3 separate regions of the Homo sapiens genome follow, and all the other regions are linked to region 2. Evidence: chromatin loops called from intact Hi-C (ENCODE). Cell type or tissue: Caco-2. All regions are shown on one strand. Each heading gives the region's core, and the rest is flanking DNA. Links, peaks and the distances in the headings are about the cores only. Region 1 overlaps SMCO4 (single-pass membrane protein with coiled-coil domains 4). Region 2 has its middle 36 kb from the start of SLC36A4. Region 3 has its middle 38 kb from the start of CEP295.

What was found. A loop is a pair of places that touch in the nucleus more often than their neighbours do. Peaks named below come from ENCODE experiments on the same cell type or tissue, not always from the same donor. Only the 100,000 strongest peaks of a DNase experiment are listed, where the experiment ranks them.
Region 1: a loop joins it to region 2, with 2.4 times the contacts of the local background. A loop is called at or near these places in 4 of 110 quality-filtered maps.
Region 3: a loop joins it to region 2, with 12 times the contacts of the local background. A loop is called at or near these places in 13 of 110 quality-filtered maps.

What each region holds. Positions count from the first base shown.
Region 1 is chr11:93,482,817-93,490,905 of GRCh38, forward strand. The region is part of intron 2 of SMCO4 (single-pass membrane protein with coiled-coil domains 4); the gene reads right to left. Among named protein-coding and RNA genes, the nearest start is that of SMCO4, 57 kb to the right of the region's middle. In Caco-2, for the core only: no CTCF peak of the experiment used is centred there; a DNase peak (open chromatin) is centred at 4,525.
Region 2 is chr11:93,230,255-93,238,343 of GRCh38, forward strand. No RefSeq gene overlaps it. Among named protein-coding and RNA genes, the nearest start is that of SLC36A4, 36 kb to the left of the region's middle. In Caco-2, for the core only: a CTCF peak has its summit at 4,546; DNase peaks (open chromatin) are centred at 4,547 and 6,668.
Region 3 is chr11:93,619,178-93,627,266 of GRCh38, forward strand. No RefSeq gene overlaps it. Among named protein-coding and RNA genes, the nearest start is that of CEP295, 38 kb to the right of the region's middle. In Caco-2, for the core only: no CTCF peak of the experiment used is centred there; a DNase peak (open chromatin) is centred at 4,132.

The DNA.
Region 1 (8,089 bases), core at 1,812-6,811, 250 kb after region 2:
TGCATGCCAGCACGCCAAACAGCACCAGGGCAGAAAACTGCTTTGAAGTTTTGTGGGAAGAATGTGTGTGGCCAAAATGGTTTTTCTTTCTTTTTCTTTAAATAATAAGCGAAACTAGAGAATGATGTTTGAGGGGTCTAATAGAATGGGAGAAAACCCTGACACTGAAAAAAGAAGAGGTCTCTGTAGGAGCAAGACAAGAAGCTGAATGGACAGACCTGCCTTCGAGAGGCAAAGGACCCTTTGAACTCAACAAGAGGAGGTAGGAAGATGGCACTGGGGGCGAGGGGTGGCTCCGTACTGTGAGGGTTGGGGGACTAAAGGCTTCTGTTTTTTTCAATGAAATAGGAGAAGGTTTCAGCTTAAAGTCTGGGAAGTTGGGAGGCAGACTCAGGGAAAGAGAAATCAAGAAGCAATCACTTTTGGAGGGTGGAAAGGCCACCACAGAGCACTGTCCATGCCCGCCTCCCTCTGGGCTAAGGATCGCCTCACCATGGCTCTGGGCCCAGGGGCTGCACCGGGCGGCCTCCTGGGCCAGGGCTGGCTCAAGCACATCTGCTAGGACCTCTGAAATGTGGGCTTGCCTAAAGGAGAAGCTGGGCCAACTGGCCTCTACTTCAAGAATCTAAGAGACATGAATGGACACTGAAGTTGGACAATCACACAGTTGTAGTCACCAGGGAAGCCAGGTGGGAGAGAGGCCTGGGGGTGGAGGGAGCACTCCAGAGAGGCCACAAGAGAAGCCTCCACACTCTCCTCCTTCTAGTCGAGTCCCCTGTGAGGCCAGCTCTACACAGGTTCCTGTCCTCAGGGTACTCCGACGTGTCTCTGTATGTGATGAACGCCTCTTTCAACTTTGGCTGGCTCCAAGGGGTCTCTGTCCCTTACACTGGAAAGAGCTCTGCCTAAAATGACTGCTCCAGTTTCACAAGGAAGAATCCAAGGCCCTGCCACTGACACAAAAGAAAGGACTGGCAGAGTCAAAGGTCAAACCCACATCTGTGACTCTGAAGCCTGGACAGTCCCCACCTTCCTGGGTGTACCCCACTTATCTTCCCGCCCTTCGCCCACTTTGTGCCCCCATCATGGTTCAGCAGCCCCTTGCAGAGAGAAATAAATGAAGCTCACACGCTCAGCCTGGCTTCTGCCCAGCAAGCAGCTCAGGCAGGATGGAAGCTGCAGCCTCCAGCTTCTCAAATGCCAGTGCCCCACGGCCTCTAGCTTCCCTAACCAGGGAAACGGAAACTTCACAAATGCCTGAGTTCTACTAATTCTAATGAAACTCCACCTGCTATGCTCCTACCCCCCACCAGCACACACCCACGGCAACCGGTCAGCATGGGGACACTCCAAATGGTCCCCAGTATGTGTGGGCAGGAGACCAGAGGCAGAGAGGAGGAAAGCAGGGACGCATTCTTCAGCACAGAATTGTTTGTGATTTTTTTTCTGTGATTAGAACTTTCCCGTCTTTTCCTACTTATGTATATAGATATGCATGTATGCACACATGCTAACTTCTTATATGCACTTTTCTCCGATTTGGAGATTATAATGTACACAGAGTGTTAGATCCTATTAAGGAATGGTAGGAACACAGGTTTGAAGTCAGGTTTGTGCCTTAGCTCTGCCCCATCTGGTTAAACGATCTTGGACAAGGTACTAAATCTCTCACGTCCCGACTCTCCTCCTCTGTAAAATGGGTAAGAAACCTGTTTTGCAGACATCGAAAAATTAGAAATAATGTATTATCTGAAGTATGCAGTGGATGAACAGGCCATACCAGAGGCTCAATAAATGGTACACAGTAACTTGCTGTCCAGCGAGGTCTGTGCTGTGGAGATGTACATGAATCTGGGAAACACCAGGGAATTCTTTTTTTTTTTTTTTGCACCATATAACCCATGCATGACAAAATCCCCCAGGTTTTCTCTTTTCCCTGAGGTACCAATTAGCTGTTGGGCAGGTTTGTTCAAAGGTTTGATGCGAGAAGCCTGGTTCAGGCTCTCAGGGGAAGGTCTAAGACAAGGAAGATCACTTTCAACTCTCATCACCCCAGACCTGCTAACCCTGTGCAGCCAATGCAGCAGCCACCGGCCATGTGTTGAACATCTGCAATATGGCTGTGGTCCAAAATCAGCTGTGCTGTGGTATAAAATACACACAAGATTTTGAAGGCTTAGTACCAAAAGAAAGAATGCCAAATAGCTCATTAAAAGTTATTTATGCTGATTATATGTTGAAATAATGTTTTGAATATACTGGGTTAAATAAAATCTATTATTAAAATCGATTTCACCTGTTTTCTTTTCTGTTTTAATGTGGCTACTAGAAAAGTTTTAAATTCCATGAGTAGCTGGCATTATACTTTTACCGGACAGCTTGCCCCATGCAGTCAGGGGCTCACACTGCCCTCCTGTAAGCTTTCCACATCATAGGCTCAGCCCACAAGGCTGAGAACTCCCTAAGCCTTCACAGCCCAGCCCCATTCATTCTTTCCAGCCTCACCACACCCAAATGACCCACTATTACCATCACACCTGAGCCTGCCTGTGGATTCTCACCTCCATGCCTTTGCTGATGGAACATCTATGCTGGAATGCGCTTTTCCCTCACACTGTCACCTGCCTGTGCAGTCTCTCATCTTTGGACAACCATCACATGTGGCCTTTGCCAGCTCCTCCATGCAGAAGCAACAGCTTCCTCCTCAGTGCTATCTCAGGACTTGGTTTATACCTTTACTGCAGCACTGACTGGCAGCTACTGCCTAGCTGGCTGGGCCTCTGACGTCTCCACTTCTCGGGGACTGCAAATGTGCCTTGCTGGTAATAATATTCTCCTGGGCTGGCATGATGCCTTTTATATAACAGGTGCTCAACAAACATCTGCTGGACTGAATATCAAAGCCGGAATATTTTAAGACAAGCAGTTCATCTTAGGCAACTAACCATTGAGTTAGAATAGAAAATTCTGTAATAATAAAGCAGCTAGCTGCCATTTATAAATACTTATTTCATTCCCACCACAATCATACAAGATTGGTATTTTTACCCCCATTTAAATGATGAAACTGGGATTCAGTAAAGTATGCTGTTGTCCAACATCAAAGACTGCTGGGAACAAGCACAATCTCAACTCCACTATAAAACCTGCAATAAGTACTCGTTAAGTATTTAATGAATGACCAACTGAATGAGGATTTGAACTCAGATGTGATTCCAAAGCCCACCCATCCTGTGTGACCCCACAGTGCCTCTCAACCACCCTACAAATAAGAACAGCAGCTACTGCTTCCTGAATGCTCAATACCTATCAAGCGACTGCACTAAAGCCCTCCACAAACATGCAAGCCTCACAGCAGCCTTCATCCCCATTTTGCAGACAAGGGAACTGAGGCTTAGAGCAGGCCCCAGGTGGTTAGAAAGTCAATAGTGCAGCTGGGATTCCAATCAAGCTCTTTCTGGCTCAGAAACCGTGTTGCCCCCACCCCAAGCAGCTGCTTCCAGGGAGGCCAGGCTATCCCCTACAAGGCATGTGGACCAATGGGACACAGATCAAGAGTCCAAGCCTGGTTCCCGCTCATCAGCTTTGGAAGCTGAGGACACAGGGAAGGTTGTGAGAGGAACACAAGCCTTCTTGGTATGTCTCATTTGGCAGCAGGTAAAGTCTGTTGCTTACAATCAGGCTAGCCCTGATGCCTGGAAGGTGCCGCTACACGCTGGCTGGGCAGTCATTCTGGGTTAAAAGATGCACCACATCCCGCTTGAGTTTTCAGTGTGGGCCAGGCTGCTCTGAAGGCCCCCAGGAAAAGTGCAACTCTCTCCACCCACCCCTACACTGCCCAGGGCCTACAGCATGGAGGGAGCCAAGGATGTCACAGGCTGTTGAAGGGGTGCCTGCCGAGAAGAGCTTGACCAGACCTGGAGTCCATGCTAAGTCCCTGTACACTAACGCCCATTACACCCCACTGTACAACCCATGTGAGAACAGTAACCAGGCCCAGACATCCAACCACTAGACTATTCTCAATGCTGTTCTCCTTTTCTAAAGTTTCAAAGCTCTCCTGTCTTCAGAAAAAAACAGTTGAAGGCGCTCCCTAAGAAGTGGCTGCATGTTTCTCCCACTTCAAAATCAGGAACACAAATGAATAAACAACACGAGAAGGGTATATATGGAGAAAGCTCCACCATCTCTTCTTGTAACTGTGTCATTATTACAATATGAGGCATTAGAAGGGCCAAACTGCTCTATGCTTTATGCTATAAGCCCAGGGAAGCTGCCCTGGGTTCAGGGAGACATAAATTCTGCACTTGAGAGCAGCAGCTCTGCGGTTCATCAAGTGTGCTTGCTTCATTTTATGTCCCTGGTATTTAGCCATAACGGGCCTGTGATCACTTCACTCCAGTCTGCGGCAGAGTGGGGGTAGGGGGCAGACAGGCTGACAGGAGAATTGTGCAAGATGGGACTCCGGACACCCGCAAAGCACCTGCTGATAACATAAGCGTCTGCCCCAGGAACATATACATGAACAAACAATGACAGCCACACAGGTGCCAGCTCCACTAGCTCCCTGCTGCCGACAGGCCACAGGGGTCAGGAAAGCTCTTGACCTGAAGGCCAGTGGGTGTATGGAGGGGAGGAGGGATCATAGCTACAGACAGATAAAAGATACACACACACACTTCTCATACCAAGGGCAGAAAAAATAAGAAAATGTTATTTGGCAGCAGTGGCAGCAGCACTGACTACTCCCAAATAAAAATCCAGAAACACAAAAGAATCTTTGAGTGGGTTGCCGAATGACAGAGACATGAAAGCTAGCATTCTCAATAAATCAGATAAGTCACATTTTTTTGGCACACTTGGATTAATAAAGTGCTTTTCTGTGCATTATTCATTTCATCCTCAAAGTAACTGTGTTATGTATTATTGTCCTTAGTCAACAAGAAAAAGCAGCACACGGTAAATTAAGTGCATGTCAGGGTTTCAGTCCCATCCTGGCAATTCTAGGGTCTGTGATCCTGGGCAAGTAACTTAACCTCTTAAGACCTTCAATTACTATGTTGTCAAACAAAGATAAAAGTATCTATCATTCAAATATTTTTTAAGCATACCCTGTATGTCAGGGGACAATGTTGAGGATGCAGCTATGAACAAAACAAGCAAAAATGTTGCCTTCAGGTAATGAAGCTGTCTTCATTCACAGGGAATGTGGAGAGACAGACAACTAACAAATGGATAGAGCATGTGTCAGATGATGCTATGTGCTGCTGGAGGCGCAGAGGCTGTAAATTTAGAGTAACTGATCAGGGAAGGCTTCATGAGAAAGTGACACTGGACCAGAGACTTGAAGGGACCTGTGCAGGGGGAAGATCTTCCAGGCAGGGCAGGACCCATGCACAGACCCTCAGGCGGGGCATCCCTTGCATGTCTGAGAAGCACGCAGGGGCCAGCAAGTCCGGAGAAAGCAAAGGGAGAGCTGAGGGGTCACAGAGGGAGCAGCAGAGGGCAAGATGGGGCCACAGAAGGGTGCTGCTTACATTTTAAAAGAACTCTGTGTGGACAACTGACTGCAGCTGTGAAAGGGCTAAGGCAAGGAAATCAGTGAAGATGCTAATGAATTATTCAGGTAAAACTTAATGTTCCAGGATACGGGTAGATGTGGTGCAAAGTGGTCTGATACCGAGTACACTTTGAAGGCAGAGGCATACAATTTACCGAGATTGGAAATGGAGTGTGAAAAAAAGAAAACAGACTGAAGGTCTCAGGCCTGCGCAACTGGAAGAATGGTGTTGCCATTGAGAGAGGTGGGAAGTTGCAAGGGGGTGTGAGGCGGGTGGGGACAGCTGGAGTTTGACAATCTATCAGCCATCCCTAGTAGAGGCATGAAAAGGCAGCTGGAGGCATGCGCCTGCAAAGCAGGGAGAATGGGCTGGAGACAGGACCCTGGGAGCTGTGGGCCCTTAAAGCTGGGAAGTGGAGTGTGTGCAGAGTAGGGGACTAAGCCCTGGAGCAATCCAAAGTCTAGACCTTGGGGGAGTTGAAGAGGAAGCAGGAAAAGACTGAAAAGGGAGTCAAGAAGAAAACCAGGAAGACGATGGTGGCTTGGAAGGCAAATGAAGAAGGTGTCCTGAGGAAGGGGGAGCTGGCCATCTGGTCTGGCCACATGCAGGTCCTCTATGACTTGCAGAGCAGTTTCAGTGAAGAGGGGTCAGGGGCAAGATTGGAGTAAGTCTGAGGGAGGGTGGCAGCAGGCAGACAGAAGGCAGTGAGAGCAACTCTTCTCCAGACTGCAGTAAACAAGAGCACAGGGAAGACTCGGAGGCAGTGCCGGCCTGAAATCCTAGTTCTGCCGTTTATCGGCCCTGCAACCTCAGGCAGGTTACTTAATCTTTCTGTGCCTCAGATGTCTCACCTGAAAAATGGGGCTAATAATTGGACCTAGAAAACTGATATACAAGAATAGTGACTGGTACATAGTAGGTATAATATAAGCATTAGCTGTCATCATCATAAGGAATAATGACAAAATAATTATGTATGAAAAATAATTCCTCAAAGAAGAGCATCTGCTTAGGAGGCAGGGAGAGAAGGGAGATGTTGGAAGTCTGAAGAGAGAGAAGCCATGAACAGCTGTCCAGGAGGCGATGACTGAATGGGAGGAGTGGCATGACCTGCCACCAGCTTGGGGCCCACTGCAGTTGGAGGCCACACAGCTTGAAGCAGGAAAGTCAGGATGGCACCAACCGCGCAGGTGTAGGCATAGAAAAAGTAGGAGGTTCAATTTAACCAGGGATGGGGTTTCATCAGGCCAGTACGACAAAGTAAGAGAAAGACAATGTGAGGATGACATGAGATTACAAAAGAAAAGTCCCTGGCATAGGCCCTGAACCTGAAATCTGACCGTTGTTCAAAGAGCTTAAGTCATGTGTCCAAGGAGCCCCCTCTCTCCACAGCTGTCCCTCACCTGTCCCCCCACACCTCTCCCCCTCCATCCCCAATGCAGAGTTCAAGATCAGAAAACAATGCTAGACTCTCAACTCTGTTCTTTCAACTAAGCCACATCCCTCCCTTTCCAGTTGGAGGTATTGTCACATCCCTCACACCAAGTTGTGATAAGGTGACTCTCTTGTTTGTGAGAATACTTCCAGGCTCAGGGCAGTCTAGAGACCAAAGCAGCCCGGGTAAGTGCAGGCTCGTCCTCAAAAGCTCCTTCCCAGAGCCAGCAGCAAAGGAGGTTCCTCCTGCCTTGAGGAAAGGCTGCCTTTTAAGGACAGGCCCTAAGATTGCACGAAATCCTCTAGGTGCTCACAACCAGCTTCTCTCACTGAAGGTGGAGTAAGGAAAAAGGAGGAAGCAGAGCTTTTGAACAGGTCTTGTTATTTAACCCTGGCCAGCCAGGAAATGCTCTTCTTTACAGAGCAATCAGAGTTAAATTAATAGCCATCAGCAACCTGAAACACAGCTACTATGTCTTTAACTAGTTGACCTGAAGCAAATTCAACCATTAAAAGGACAAAGATGATAACTAAATAAACGTGAAGTAACTTGAAATTCCTGTAAGAGGGTCCAAAACAATGGCTTTTGAAATGCTTATGATGTGCAGAAAGAATATAACGGCAGCACATGCAACACAAACTGAAATCAGAGTTTTAGAAAATATGTGTTTATATACTCTGATATTTCATTTCATTAAAAAAATGCTGGTTGAGATCCACAAAAGAGATTTCACAATCAGTCAATGAGTTGAGACCTGTAGCTGAAGTCCACCAGACTAAGCCGACCTACCAGTCAAGGCTGCCTCTCGCAGACTTCATATATTTAATGGTTAAATCGCAATGGTTAAATGGCCCAGGTGAGGTTGTGGAAACACTACCTCCAGAGGTCTGTATATTAAAAGGGCATAAATTACAGGTTGAAGAAGTGCTAGATTTAGCTGCGGCTCTAAAAGACAGAACCTAAACCAATGCGTAGAAATTATGGGGAGCCAGACTGAACTGCCTTTGGGGCAGGGAACGCTCTATCTCCCGGAGAAACCAAGCAGGGTCTGAAAGACGAATAGGATGCTGAAGAAGGGACTTCAGAAATCATA
Region 2 (8,089 bases), core at 1,708-6,707:
GTGTATATCTAAGTATTGTGTTCAAAGTGACTTGGATTCGGCCAGGCGCATTGGCTCACATCTGTAATGCCAGCACTTTGGGAGGCCGAGGCGGGCGGAGATCAAGACCATCCTGGCTAACACGGTGAAACCCTGTCTCTACTAAAAATACAAAAAATTAGCTGGGCGTGGTGGCGGGCGCCTGTAGTCCCAGCTACTCCGGAGGCTGAGGCAGGAGAATGGTGTGAACTCGGGAGGCGGAGCTCGCAGTGAGCCCAGATGGCGCCACTGCACTCCAGCCTGGGTGACAGAGCGAGGCTCCGTCTCAAAAAAAAAAAAAAAGAAACAAAAACCAAAGTGACTTAGATTCATTCAATTTTTTTCCCTTTCATGCAGTTCTGTCATCTATTTGATATACTCTTAATTTTGTATTTTTAATTCAATTCTAGGCTTCTTTCCTCAGACTTGATTTAATGTTTTAAATATGAAAACACTAGCATGCTTCCAACAGTCAAAACTATATATATATTTATAGAAAAAAAATGGCATAATCAGAGAAGTTTGTCACTCTTTTTCCTGTTCTTTCTACCCTATCCTATGTAAACAATTCTATCAGTTTCTGGTTTATCTTTCCTAAGTTTTTTGTTTGTTCGTTTGTTTTGGGTTTTTTTTTTTTTTTTTGCAACAACAAAACATGGATATACATGTTTATATTCTTTATTTCCTTTTCTTTGTTACCAAATAGTCAGCATAATAAATTCTTTTTTGCCTATGTAATTTGATCCAGAAAAGCTCTGTAACAAGTATAATTTGAGGGCGTGGCACAGTGGCTGACGCCTGTAATCTCAGCCCTTCGGGAGGCCAAGGCTGAAGGATTGCTTGAGGCTAGGAGTTCAAGACCAGCCTGGGCAATATGGTGAGATCTCATCTCTACCAAAAAAAAAAAAAGTATAATTTGAAGCTTCTACCTGTTTCTAAGGGTGGGAAGCCAAGAAAAACAACTTAATGGAACTTTTTGAGAATGGAAAACATGGTCTAGGCCAGTGGTTCTCAAAGTGTGATCATTGAACCAGCTTCATCACAGTACTTGGGAACTCGTTAGAAATGCAAATTTTCTGTCTCCATCCCAGACCTATTGAATCAGAAACTCTGGGTCCCAGCAACCTGACATTTAATAAGACTTTTAGATAATTCTGATATGTGCTAAAGTTTGAGAATCACTGGTCTAGGGTAGTGTAGGAAGGAGGAAGTAGAGAGAATAATACCTACATTTCATTGAGTGTTTACTTTGTATAGGACAGATGTAAGCATCTTATTTATTTGTATTTATCATATAATCCTCACAAGGGCCCCAGCCAGTAGGGGCTACAACCATTCCAAGTTTACAGATGGGGAAACTGGTACGGAGAGGATGAGCAACTTCTTAAAACCACACAGCTAGTAAGCAATGAAGGCTAGATTTGAACCAAGGTAGGCTGGTTTTAAAATCCATGAGCTTAACCATTGCTGTATGCTAATTCTACCTTAGCATCTGATAAAAAGGAGCTAAATTTCCCTTCATAATAGAATTACAGGTTAGCTACCTGCAGGGGGGCGGTAGGGACAGTAAATGAGTGTCTCTGAACTGAGAAAGTTGACAGAAGTGTTTGGCTAGAAGGAAATAAAACAAGTCCCAGGAAATGATGGCTTTGTGAGAAAGTTGGGAATGTCACCAGCAAGACCGTCACTGTGGTAGAGACAGCTGAGGGCCTTTGGCCAGTGCCTTCTGTTATTTGATTTAGTTGTTTCCCATCTTTTTTATTTATTTATTTATTTATTTATTTATTGATGCAGCCCCTCATCATCATCCCCTAACCTTCAGTAAGAGTTTGTTACACATAACAGCAATGTGTTATGGTGCTTTGAGACTTGCAGGTAGAGGGATGGGGTCCTGGTGTATGGACAGCAGTGTGGATAAATCTCAGTAGCTGCAAGAAGCCGGGCAGTGAGCAGGGATAAAGAATTCACTGGGCAAAGGAACTTAGATCCAAGTCTTCCTGGAGGGTATTTAGTGAAGCCACGAGACTCGCCAAAGGTATGATGAGACAGGTATCATGCAGATATCATTTCCCAGGCCTGAGCACTGGCAGACAGAGGCAAAGGCAGAGAGCAAGAGGAAAACAGGGTGTGGGGGTCCCCATATTTCTCATCTGGACTGTACTGGGAACAACTCACTAGGTTGGTAAAAGATTTACAGCCCTTGCTCATTTTGGTCTCTGGGGCAGCTCTCACAGATCTAATGGTGTGGTGTGGTCCAGCAGAGAGAGGCCCTGAGGTTTAGCTTTTCTGAGTCCCTTCAGTTCACAAGTTGAATAGGTGTGGAGTAGAAAGTCAGTAGCTCTGCTACTGGCTCAGCCATTGCAGAGTGAGGTGACTCTCACAGTAGAGGTTAGGAGTAGATTGTCAAGCCAACAGACTGGAGAGCAAATGTGGTAGAGACCTAGGTTTTGCAGCTGGCAGATGCAGGCAGGGGACCAAGCCAGCCAAGGGTCAATCCCAGGATCTGACAGAGCCAAGACAGGGTCTGAGTGACACTAGCACAGACTTTACCAGCACATAGGAGGACAAGAGGCACTTCTCTGGAGACCAGAAGACAGAGAGGACACATTAGAGGACCCCAACTCTTCCCCTGTGCCTCATGTCCTGGAAATGACACCTCCTCCCTGCAACCCCCTACTATCCCCCCATAAACCGAGATGCTAGTTTCGGAACCAAAACAGAAGGAGGGGAGGGCAACCTGAAAAGCTGAACATTTTGCTGGGGATTCTGAGCATTGCCTGATTGAGAATTGTATAAAATATTGGATTGAATGGAGTTTAATGACATTGGACATTAGTTAATTTTCCCACTAGCAGTTGAGGGTTCATGAGGACAAGAGTATAACAACAATATTAAACATTTTCTTTTTTCCTGTGTTCTTAACGAGAGTTTAATGTTGCCACATACACACTGTATTAGTCCACTCTCGCACTGCTATAAAGAACTATCTGAGACTGGGGAATTTATGAAGAAAAGATATTTAATTGACTCACAGTTCCACAGGCTGTACAGGAGGCATGGCTGGGGAGGCCTCAGGATACTTACAATTATGGCAGAAAGCACCTTCTTCACATGGTGGCAGAAGAGAAAAAGAGTGAAGGGGGAAGTGCTACACACTTTCAAACAACCAGATATCTTGAGAATTCACTCACTATCATGAGAACAGCAAGGGAACATCTGCCCCCATGATTCAATCACCTCCCACCAGGTCCCTCACCCAATATTGGGAATTACAACTGGACATGAGATTTGGGTGGGGACAGAGCCAAACCATATCACACACACATAGTTATTCATATGATTAGTTTTAAAATTCCTACCTTCCTCATTAGACTGTAAACTCCTAAGTGCAGGGACTGCCATTTTACTCCCTGCTCTAGCCCCAGTGCAGGAAAGCAGGGATATATCTGCCTTAATATCCGTGGTATCTCCAGCACTGAGAACAGTTCCTGGCATATTGTAGGCACTCAATCAATATTTTTGATGTTGAATTTTGCTCATAACTGCTTTTTGAATGAATTAATCAGTGAAAGAAATGAGACAATCAAGTGAAAGGAATACTAGTCAGTGGTTTCCCTGGATTAACAACGAGAGACAGTGAGGATTTCACAACATAAAAGTACATTTCTATGGAATCATTATTTTATACATTTCCAGACATATTGGACATAATAATACTTTACACGTGTGTAGTGCTTGCAGGTTCACAAAGGGCATTCCGCATATTGTACCATTTGATTCTTCAACAGCCCTGTAAGATAGGTCAGGTATATTAATATTTATTTTGTAGATCAGCTAACTGAGGTTCAAAGAGATTAATCAACTAACCAAAGGTGTAACGCATAGGAATCAGCAAACCCAGGGTTATAATCTAGATTTTCTTGCCCCCAGTTCATTGAGCCACACAGTAACAGCCAGACAGAAGTTTGGGGGACTGGCTAGGAGACAAGTGAGGAAGGTGCCCTGGGTGCTAGTTCATTATTCCCTTCCAGGATGCTGATCAGAATTCACCAGCATTTAAAGCTCCCTGGAGAGAAGTAGGGTCACTAAAGAGGGGAATATTTCAGCTAAAGCATTTCCCTCCTGTGCTGAGGTGAGTGTGCAGGCTTCATGCTTACCCCAGGGGGTCATGCTTACCCCAGGTGGCTCTTCCAGGGCAATGGGAGGGGTGGGGTAGGAACTGGATTCCTCCTCTCCAACCCACACACAAGGAAAAGAATGTGACTCAATTCCTCTGTGTCCCCAAAATTGTGCCATGAAAGTGAGGTTCGGTTTCCTTAGCCAGCCTGCACTTTTAAGAGAAGACTTCATGCCCTTACTTTGCAGTAGGGACTGAGGGCTGCCTGAGCAAGGACTGTGACAGCGTTGAGAGACCTTTCCTTCAAAGAGGAGGCTGCATTGCTAGTGCTTTCACCAGCCTGAAGCTGAGAACCAAAGCGGACATCAGTGTCCTGTCCAATCCTGGCACTACCCAGACTGCCCTCAGAGTGGCAGTGTAGCCTTAATTAGCGGATGCTCAGCAACTGGCTGCCTGGAGGACACAGTAGTGACACTGCTTAACTAGAATGCAGCATCCAGCCTGCACCCTTTACAGATGAACACTGGCATTTCTACTATATAATGCAATTAGGTCTCCCATCATTCATCATTTATTCATTCTTTCAATTTTTGTGTCACTTAGCAGCTATGCATTGAAAGCCTACTAAGTGTAGGAGCTCTACCAGAGGTGCTGAGGATACAAAGATTTTTTTTTTTTTAATAATTTACATGATGCTGTAAGACCTCTGGGAGCTCAATGCTTAGTGAGAGAGAGATTTGAAAATAGCAAATACTATGTAACTGGGGTAAGTGCTTAGCATAGCAGTGGTGGGAAGGAAGTGTTGTGCGATGCAGGACAGAATCCTTCAGGTCTCAGCTTAACTGTGACTTCTGCAGGGATGCTGTCTTTGTCTCCTAGACTAGGTTATGTAACCTCTTTTTTTCTGGTGTCTCAGATCCCTGTCTTTCTCCTGTTCTAACACTCAGCACTCTGTCTGGTTATTCCTTGTTTAATTGTCTATCTGTCCATTATAGATGTAACAAGCTACTCAAAAACAAGATCCATTTCTTTATTATTCTCCCCTATATCCCCAACACCTACTAGAAAGTCTGGCTCATAGTAAGTGCTCAATAAATGCTTGTTGAATGAAGATTAACAGATGTACAATCATTCCATGACATCTCAAGTATAAGAAACATTGTATGTCTTTATTTTTCTATATCAAATCAAATCTTAATTTGCCAAGATTAGTGACAATTCCAATATTCGCTTTTTAAATTTGCTTCCATCTCCTATGGATCATACTAAAATCCCAGTAGGTAAGCAGTTGAGGAAAATGGAAGTGAAAGGTCTCTGTCCCTTACATCTGCCTCTTGGGAAGCACAGGCTGAGATCTAGTCTATTGCTACCAGTCAGGCTTCTTGCGCCAGGCGGGTTATAGTTATACCTCTCACAGCAATCGCTCTACCCCTACGAGCACCACCACCCTCATCTAAGTTGTGTCCTCTTGTGATGCTTGCAAGCGGTGCACAGGTGCAAAGTGAGACCCAGAACACACTGAACATCCCAGCCTTCCCAGTCCCTGGGAAGTCACCTCCAGGATGGGGCCACTCCCCACTTTCCCACCAAGCATCATCCTCCTTCCCCTTGGAAAACTGTCCAAAGCACCTTGGTGGCTCTCCTTGCTATTATCTTGGAAGGAGGAGGTAAAGACACTTTCCAAGTTAATACTGATAAATTCACAGCTTTGAAAAGACAATATATCATTTAATTCTCAACAACTCTCCCTGTTACTACATAAATGAATATGTTATTTTGTGGAGGAATCTTTTAAAGGACATTCCATCTCCCTGTTAGAGGTAATGGAACTTCATACATCAACGAGCATCCATTATTTCTGAGCTAGTAACTTCCTTTGAGTCCCAGAAAAGAATACCTATGTGCTTGTGAGAATTAATGGAGATAATGTCTGACTGCACTTTCAGAACTAGAAGTACTACACAAACGTAGAGTATTGTTGTCATCAGCTAGTGATTTCTATATTCTGCAGCCAGCAGAGAGACGACATGATAAATGACCTCCTTGGGGTCTGTTCCAATTATCCCATGACAGCTTTCCCCCCCTCCCCCCAAACGGTCCTTCAGCCATCCATTATTCTAGAATGCTTTTAACTCCCTAAAAAATCCATGTGTCACTGTTGCTTTCTCTTTCTCTCTTTCTTACTGATTCCTAATTCAAACCTGAGACTGAGGTACTCAAGCCCAAACCACTTGTAAGGGGAATAGACTTTACTGGTCCCTTTTAATTCTAAAATTCCTTGACTTCTCAAAGCTCCTATATGTGAATGAAAGCAAATCCGTTGTCTCTCCTCTTTTCATTCATTCACTCATTTGGATAATATTTATTTAGCACCTATTCTGTGTAAGGCACCATTCTATGCATTTCTCATGTTTATAATTGCCTACACACACACCTATTTGACATTTCTACTAACGCCTGAAATTTAGCACAGTGTTTGAGCTTGCAGTGCTCTCCCACAACCACCACTGTCAATTCTTCCCTCCGAGCCCCACCTACTGGCTACTTCATGTTTTTCTCTGCTTTATCTTGGTGTCCTTGGATGCCTTACCGCTAGTGTGTCTCCACTTCTATGTCAAGGTTCTTGTCTGTTACGGTGTTTATTGTGTTTACATTGTTTGTTCAAGGAGAACATTCAGAAACCCTGAGATAAAATAGTGAGAAACAGAGCATTGAGATAAGTGATGGGATTAAAAACCCAGTGAGATACAAAATTAAATTAAATGTTTATCTCAGAAAGTGGGACCTGCTTTGTTTTATTTCTAGCCAAAGAAATACCAGTCATGACTTATCGAAGCAGAGAGTTAAATCTGGGGCAAATACTCAGGCTTAACGTACACTTCTACATTGTGTGTATAAAGGCACAGTTTCATTCATTTTGAAGAAAGGCGGACCCACCAATATGCTATTTGTACTGTACTCCTCTTGATATCATTCAAATCACTCCTCGCTTGTTTGTCTGGAAACTGACCTGCCCCTTTTGTTGAACGTCTGACTCCCAATTCACATGGTTTGGTGGGAGTGGTCATTTTATAGAATGTGATCCTGTTCTCTAGTCATAGCTTTTATGGACAGGAAAGGTATCTGGCCTGGGAACTTTGGAACTAGGACTAGGAAGGAAGAGAATGGTTTCCCCTGCTTTCCTATAAAACATGTGAGCAGTGGACAGCCATGCTCTGGTATATAGATTGTGAGAGCAGAAAATGATGCAGATGTAGTCGTTGACACATGTTGAGCCCCCAGCATGGGACAAGCACAGCTGGGAGTGCTTGACAAGTATTACATTTTGACTTCTCAGGTGCATTTCACAGAAGAGGGCCTGAGGCACAGAGAGGTTCAGGAAGCTGCCCAAAGTAAAACAGAAGTTAATGGATTTGAGAAATCAACCCAGGGATTCTGGCTCCAGCATCTCTGCATATAACCACTGTGCCCCATAACCTCTGGTCCCCAGATACCAGCTTTCTGGGGCTTGATCCCACCAGTCTCTGGCCAATTTTTCATCATCTGATTATGGCCTCACTTTGCTTGGAACTGTCTTTCTTCTTCAAACTTTGGCTTTTCCCATTTGGAGTGTGATTTTGTCCCTCCCCACATATACATTAACACAATCTCCAGCTACCCAGGGAGAAAAACCTTCCTGGTTCCACATGACCCCCAGGAATGGTGAGGAGCAACTCCCTTGTGAAAGTGGGACCTAAATAAAACCTTGGTAAATGCAGCAAATGGATAACTTTTATTAAGAAAAACTCTTTTTCATGAAAATGGTGCATAAATCCTAAGTGTATAGTTCAATATATATCACAAAATGAACATAGCTGTGAAACCAAGTCAAGATATAGAATGCTACCAGCCCCTCAAAAGACCCCCTCATGCCCTCTGCCAAACACTCTCCCTCTCTCCCATCCTAAAGTGAAC
Region 3 (8,089 bases), core at 1,187-6,186, 390 kb after region 2:
TCTCACTAATTATTTTAATGATTTTTAGCTCTGCAATAACTCAGTTTCTTCATCAGTTATATGGAAATAAAAATACTTGCTTTGTCTACAAGGTTAACATGCAATGCCACTGAAATAATGTAGATGACACAGCCTTGAAAAACATAAAGCTTTTTTAAGAAGTGAGACCTTTTGGAATTCCTCTCCTTCTTCAACAGCATCCTCATTATTCACCTCGGATTTTTGAATTTTTAACCATGAAAAGGAAAATAGGAATGAGCTTGGGTAGCTGGGAACAGTAAGTAGAGACAAGTGAGCATTCAACCTATTTTCTGCTTGCAGAGGGTACCCCAAAGACAGGTCAGGGGGAAGCAGGAGAGGGGCTGGAGCATTATCAATTGGACCAGGGCTGGGCTCAAAGGAAATGGTCCTGAGATGGCAGGCTGATGGGCCACCAGGCAAGCCACCAGGCACTTCACAAGCTGCAACTTCAAATACAATCTACGTTCTCCAAATTTTATCTTTCGTATTTACCTGGACCTCACAGCCTTGCTATCATTCTTTAGGGGTTCTAAAAACACAAACTGTTTAAAACGTAAGAAAAATACAGTAAGCAATGTAATAAAAGCACTTGTTATTCCTACTCAGATTTAACATAGGATAATATTTTGCCACATTGAACCCAAATCCTTTTTAAGAAACAAAGCATAAAATACAATGAAGTCTTCGCTTTGTGATGCCAGTTCCCTCCCCCATTCCCATTGTTTTGAAGTTGGTGTGTATCCTCCTGTGGTTTTGATACGTTTCTGCATATGCAGGTAGCCATATTAAAAATATTTAATGTCATTCCCTGCATTTTAAAATTTTCATAAAAGCATCATTCTGTATATACACTGCACTTGCTTTTTTTACTCAGCATGACTTTGAGATTTATCCCTGTTGCTACATATAAATCTAGTTTATTCATTTTAACTACTAAATGTTATTACATTATATGAATAAACCACAGTTCATTTTTCTATTCCCCTACTGTGGAACAATTAGACTGTTTCTAATTTCTTTAATATTATAACCAATGCTTCAGTGAACAAACTTTTGCATTCCTCTTCATGCCTGTGTATGAGAGTTTCTCTAGATCTATCCATAACCAATAACCATACAAGTACTGGGCTGTAGGGTATTCACATCTTCAACTTCACATAAGTTTTAAGCTTTAATATAATTGGAGTTAATCAGTTTATTCAATATGTTTTGAGCTTTGGTGTCTAATTTAGGAAATACTCGTCTCCACTTAAGGTCCTAGAAATAATATCATATCCTCTTCACTTGTTTACATTTAAGCCTTTAATTCACCTGAAATTAATTTTTGTGTATGGTATGAAGTAGGAATCTAATTTTGTGCTTTTTCATATGTATGGCTGGTTGTCCAGAACCATTCTTCAAAGGGTCCATTCCTTCTGCATTTATTCATAACCCATCCTGCTGGTATAGCCATTCCTCCAAATGGTGGAGGCTAATCGTCAGCTCTTTGTACTTTCTAAATTCTTCAAAATTCTCTCCTGCCTGTTCTTGGCTAAGTACTTTCTTAAGGAAAAATTTTAACTGGGTGAGTCAAAGCTGTCAACTTAAAGGAGCAACATATTTGATGGAAGAAGTTTAACTAAAAACCTGTTAGTACCTTTTGTTAGTGAGCAGAAGGCAGGCTTAGAAAGAGTCTGAACATAAGAGACCTTCAGATAGGGAAAGGAAGCAGTGAGTCTTGACTGGTGTGGCCCAGGTCAGGGAAGACCTGAGGTGGGACATTCTGGAGGGCTAGATACTTGAGGAAAGTGGAGGCAGGATGCCCCATTCTGCACCTTTCACGGCTTGCTGCAGGGAACCCCTGCACTACTGGGTCTCTAAGCCTCAGATTCCTAATATGTAAAATGGGTATAACAATACCATCCTTCCCATGCTGTTTTCTAGAAGATAGAAATGATGCACCTAACATCACACCTAACACACACTAAGGGAGCACTTAATGAAGAGTAGCTATACTTGTTATCACTATCAATTATCATTGGTTTATCCAGATTCATTCAATAATACTGGCAATCCTCAATTTCCTGGAACAAACTTTTAAGCATCAGTTCAAATGCATTTTACCATTGTGTTGGATGTCTCCAAAAAGGGCTGTGTATTAGTCCGTTTTCACACTGCTATAAAGAAATAACTGAGACTGGGTAATTTAGAAAGGAAAAAGGTTTAATTGATTCACAGTTCTGCATGGCTGGGGAGGCCTCAGGAAACTTACAATCATGGCAGAAGGTGAAGGAGGCACAAGGCATGTCTTATATGGCAGCAGAAAAGAGAGGGAGAGAGTGGGGAAGTGCCACGCACTTATCAAACAACCAGATCTCACTCACTGCAAGTCCCTCCCTTGACACATGGGGATTACAATTCCAGCTGAGATTTTGTCAGAGGCGTGTGAACCAGAGCAATTCCATCTTGAATAGGATGGAGGCTGAGATTTACTGGGCTGCATTCCCAGATGGTTAAGGCATTCTAAGTCACAGGATGAGACAGGAGGTTGGCACTAGATAGAGGTTGGCACAAGATACAGGTCATAAAGACCTTGCTGATAAAACAGGTTGCAGTAAAGAAGCAGGCCAAAACCCACCAAAACCAAGATGGCGACAAGAGTGACCCCTGGTCATCCTTTCTCACTGCTATCCCACCAGCACCACAACAGTTTACAGATGCCATGGCAAAGTCAGGAAATTATCCTATATGGTCTAAAAGGGGGAGGCATGAATAATCTATCCCTTGTTTAGCATATCATCAAGAAATAACCATAAAAATGGGCAACCAGCAGCCCTAGAAGCTGCTCTATGGAATAGCCATAATTTTATTCCTATACTTTCCTAATAAACTTGATTTCACTTTACTGTATGGACTCACCCTGAATCCTTTCTTGTGCAAGATCCAAGAACCCTATCTTGGGATCTGGATTGGGACCACTTTCCTGTAACAATTTGGGTGGAGACACAGAGCTAAACCATATCAGGCTGCCATCAATTCCTCCCCCACCTCATTGTGCATGCTGCTTCTGCCACCAAGAGGTGAAGTTGGTTCCTCTTTCCTTTGAATCTGGGCTGGATTTGTCACTTGCATTGGCCAACAAAATATGGACAAAGTGACCCTATGCTAGTCCTGGACCACCCCTTAAGAGTTTAAGAAGCCTGGCATTTATTTTTCCTCTTAGAGCCCAGCAACCACACTGTAAGGAAGTGCAGGCTATCCTCTGGAGATGAGAGGACCTGGAGGATGAGACCTATGTGGAGAGGCAGATACATGGAGGAAAACAGAGGTGCCCAGTGGACAGTCAGCACCAGGTCCCAGATATGTGAGAGAGACCTTCAGGGACCCTCTAGCCCAGTCCATCTGCCAGCTGAATGAAGCTGTAAGAGAGCCCAAACAGCACCACATCTGGCTGAAGAACTGCCTGGCCAACCCACAAAATTTAGGAAGATAATGAATTGCTGTTGTTTCAAGACACTAAATTTTGGGGTGCTTTGTTACCCAAAAGTAGATAACAGAAATAATCATAGATACGACAGCTCAAATATGATGGTTGTATTGTTCTAATACTAGCAGGAATGGCTGTTTAATCCATAAACATGATACATTTGCAATGAGAAATAATAGAAAATTCTACATACTGATGCAGAATGCCTAGAAAATCCAAGAGGGCCTGGGTAATGACATGCAAATGAAGACAAGAATTCCTCATCAGAATCAGACAAACTAGAAAAGTGCTCACAGTCTACCTGAATTCTTATTCTTTACCCTGGGACAATCTGGTTTTTTGTTTTGTTTTTTTTTAAAGAAAAGAGAGAAAGTATCATTTTTAAAAAGAAAAAAAACCCTTCAGTTCCAATCACTTTTCAAACTTAAGCAGAACGACTTTCACAGCTTCAGTCAAGTTTGTCAAAAAGTAATTTTCTACCTAATTTACTTTCACAGACCTTCTCAGAGGCCGGAGGAAAAATTCCTTTCTGACAAGGGTGAGAATGGAACTCACATTTCCTCCAAGGTTTCCTTCCCTCTGGCTACTTTGCACGTGTCAGGGGCACCAAGGACAGGCTCTGCTTAACCCAGCAGGCAGCCTGGAGGCAGAAAGTGTTGTGAATCCCTCAGCAGCAGGGCCAGGAACTTGCTTGCAATTCTCTGCCATGGCTGATCTGTTAGCCCCAGAATTGTGGTCAATTGGAAAGTGAAAACCTGGTTTCTTGGGGCTGTTCTACAGCTAAGAGTATGAGGAAATCCAGTGTGGCTTCTTGTTTACACAGGGGTCAAATAGAGGTGGAACAAACTGAAAACCAATTTTACTCCACTGTTCCTAAGTAATTTATGACAATGTGGACAGATAGAAATCTTCCCAGAAAAGAAAAGCAGACAGGTAAATTACTGTGGCTTTTTAAGTGATCTGTAGTATTTTTGCTTATCTTCTCTCTTTTTTCTTAAGCTGCTCCTTTGCCTCATTATTTCTGCATATAAATGAGAAGATTTTGTATTAGTGAATGGTCCTGAAGGACGACACCATTTCCCAAGCACAGACATCTCTGTGTTTGGTGTGCCCACCCCCACCAACTCACCCCAATCTTTTCCTTTGTGCCCTGAATCCAGCTGGGGGGCTGTCATGAAACATTAGTGATATTTAATTACAGGGCCTAATAACAGTGATTGAAATGATCATGCAGAGAATAATTCAGTGTATGTACCAGCACACTCAGACCTTTGCATTGTGCTTTTATTTGCATTCCTGGACTCACTTGTGCTTGCCATGTGCTGTGGGAAAAAGTTAAGGAGGTGGCCAAATCCCCTTGTAACCTCTGCAATTAACTTGTACAAAATATGGGCAGTTTTGACATAGTGGAGAGTACATGATCTTCGGCAGACTCTAAATGCACACTGACCATAGGGAAGCCTGCTAAGTCCAGAGTTCAGCTTTGCCACAAAGAGGAAACTGGAGGAGAGAATACCATGGTTGAGAGGGAGAGGATGGGCCTCCTGAACTACATTGGTTCAGCACCTGTTATGGACTGGGCTAGAACTTTATACATCTACATTTTCTCCATTAATTCTCCCACAAGCTCCGTGTGTTAAGTATTCCTATCACTCTGTTATTGATGGTTACTTCTCCTCCACCTCAAACAGTCTCCTCTCTAACCAGCCCTAGCTCTCTCCTAGTTACCTCCTACTAACCCTTGTGAAAGGAAAATAAATCCTGGGGCTCCAAAATCACTAAGTGAAAGGGAAAAGTCAAGCTGGGAACTGCTTAGGGCAAACCTGCCTCCCATTCTATTCAAAGTTACCCCTCTGCTCATGAAGATAAATGCATATCTGATTGCCTCCTTTGGAGAGGCTAATCAGAAACTCAAAAGAATGTAACCATTTGTCTCTTATCTATTTATGACCTGGAAGCCCCCTCCCCTGCTTCAATCCCGCCTTTGCTTCGAGTTGTCCCACCTTTTCCGAACCAAACCAATGCTTATCGTACATGTGTTGATTGATGTCTCATGTCTCCCTAAAACATATAAAACTAAACTGTGCACTAACCACCTTGGGCACATGTCGTCAGGACCTCCTGAGGCAATGTCACTGGCGTGTGTCCTCAACCTTGGCAAATTAAACTTTCTGAATTAACTGAGACCTGTCGCAGACATTTCAGGTTCACACTCATTAGGACTCATTCAGTTATTACCCAGTTCCTCTGAGAACGTTTCCCTTACCCTCCCCTGGGCCTCAGCTCCCACAGCCGCCTGCGATGACAGCTGGTATGCTATGCTATGCGGTAATTAGTTGTTTACTTTTCTGACAGCCTCCACTAGACTCCAAGAGGGAGAAATTTCATCTTACTCATTTTCGTGTCTCTCAAACTTAGCACAGTGCCTGGCATGTGATCTGTGCTCCGTTAAAATTTGTAGAATGAACTGAGTAAACTGCTCATAGGGATACAGTTAGCTTCCGCTTCCGTTTAGGTCTATTTGGCTCCAAAGCCTTATCACAAAAGTTTCTATTGAAGACTTTTTATTAAGTAGACATAGTATTCAGAGCACTGTTTCAGCAAAAAAAAAAAAAAAAAAAAAAAAAAAAAAAAAAAAAAAAGAGAGAGAGAAGAAAACTCATTATCCAAGTTTAAATTGATGTTAGAGGTCAGGGAGAATCTCCTGGCATTCTCCAAGAAAAGGCATTGAGTGATATGTTGCTGGTTGAGTACGAGGGTGAGTGCTGCAGCGCTGTGTAGAATGTATTAGTTGTTTGTAAATACTAGAGTAATTCTGCCCCCTTTCCAATCCTTCTGTGGCCCATGGGGTCACTGGGAGCAGAGGACAATAGCGTCTCCTGCTGCCTTTCCTAAGAGTACAATTTCAGAATATCTGGAAGAATACCCAGCCGAAGGATTTAATCTTGTCCCCCAAAGTAAAAACTAAACAAATAACTTTAATTTTCAAGCTTTGGCAAGGTATTCCAAGTATCCAACTGGTGGCCTTTAATTTATAGATGGCCAAAATTGACACCTTTTTTTTTTTTTCACTAAGGTGGCACAGGAAAAGAAACGTTTTAAAGAGATTGACAAAACTCTGCATAGCAATATAATATTCTACTTCTATCACGGGCAAGAGCATTTTAGTGGACCATATTTTAATTATAAATATGTTTCATTTCATCAGTATGGATTTAGACTGTAGTGTGTGTGTGTGTGTGTGTGTGTGTGTGTGTATTGTGAGGGTGTCCAAGTGAACTAATAGCTATATAGAGGATCACCAAGAAGGATGAGGAGCCCTATATGCACTTTATCCCAGCTAAAAGATCATGGAGGAAATAGTTAAAGCCCATCCTAAACTATTCTGCTAAAATCTGGACTAGTGTATATACAGGCATACCTCATAAATATTGCATGTACAGATCCAGATCACTGCAAAAAAAGCAATTATCATAATAAAGTGAGTAACATGAATTTTTTGGTGTTCCAGTATATATAGAAGATATGTTTATACTATGCTGTACTCTATTAATTGCGCAATTGTGTGTATCATTATGTCTATAAAAACAATATACATACCTTAATTTTAAAATGCTTTCTTACTAAAAAGTGCAAAGGATCATCTGAGCCTTCAGTGAGTCATAATCTTTTTGCTGGTGGAGAGTCTTGCCTGGATGTTGATGGCTGCTGACTGATCAGGGTGGTAGTTGCTGAAGGTTGGGGAGGTTGTGGCAATTTCTTAACATAACAATGATATTTGCCACATCAATTGACTCTTCCTTTCATGAAAGATTTCTCTGTAACATGTGATGCTATTAGGTAGCATTGTACCCACAGTGGCACTGCTTTCAAAATTTCACTCAGTCCTCTCAAATCCTGCCACTGCTTTAGCAACTAAGTTTATGTAATATTCTAAACCCTTTGCTGTCCTTTCAATAGTGTTCACAGCATCTTCACCAGGGGTACATTCTATCTCAGTAAACCACTTTCTTTGTTTAATCTATAAAAAGCAATTCCTCATCAATTCAACTTTCATCATGAGAGTGCAGCAATCCAGTCACATTTTTCAGGCTCCACTTCTAATTCTAGTTTTCTTGCTATTTCCATCACATCTGCAGTTATTTCCTCCACTAAAGTCTTGAGCCCCTCCAAGTCACTCATGAGGATCTGGGTTATCAGTAAAATAATTTTATTTATTTATTCATTTATTGTATTCTTTTTTAGGGACAGGGTCTCATTCTGTTGCCCAGGCTGGAGTACAGTGGTGCAATGATGGCTCACTGCAGTCCTGACCTTCCAAACTCAAGTGATCCTCCCACCTCAGCCTCCTGAGTAGTTGGGACTACAGGTGCAACATCACCACACCTGGCTAATTTCTGTATTTTTTCTAGAGACAGGATCTCACCATGTTGCCCAGGCTGGTCTTGAGCTCCTGAGCTGAAGCAATCCTCCTGCCTCAGCCTCCAAAAGTGTGCGGATTACAGGAATGAGCCACCATGCCTCGCTAGTAAAATAACTTGTAAAAAGTCATCCATGAAGATTGGAATCAACTTCTTCCTAACTCCTATTAGTGTTAATATT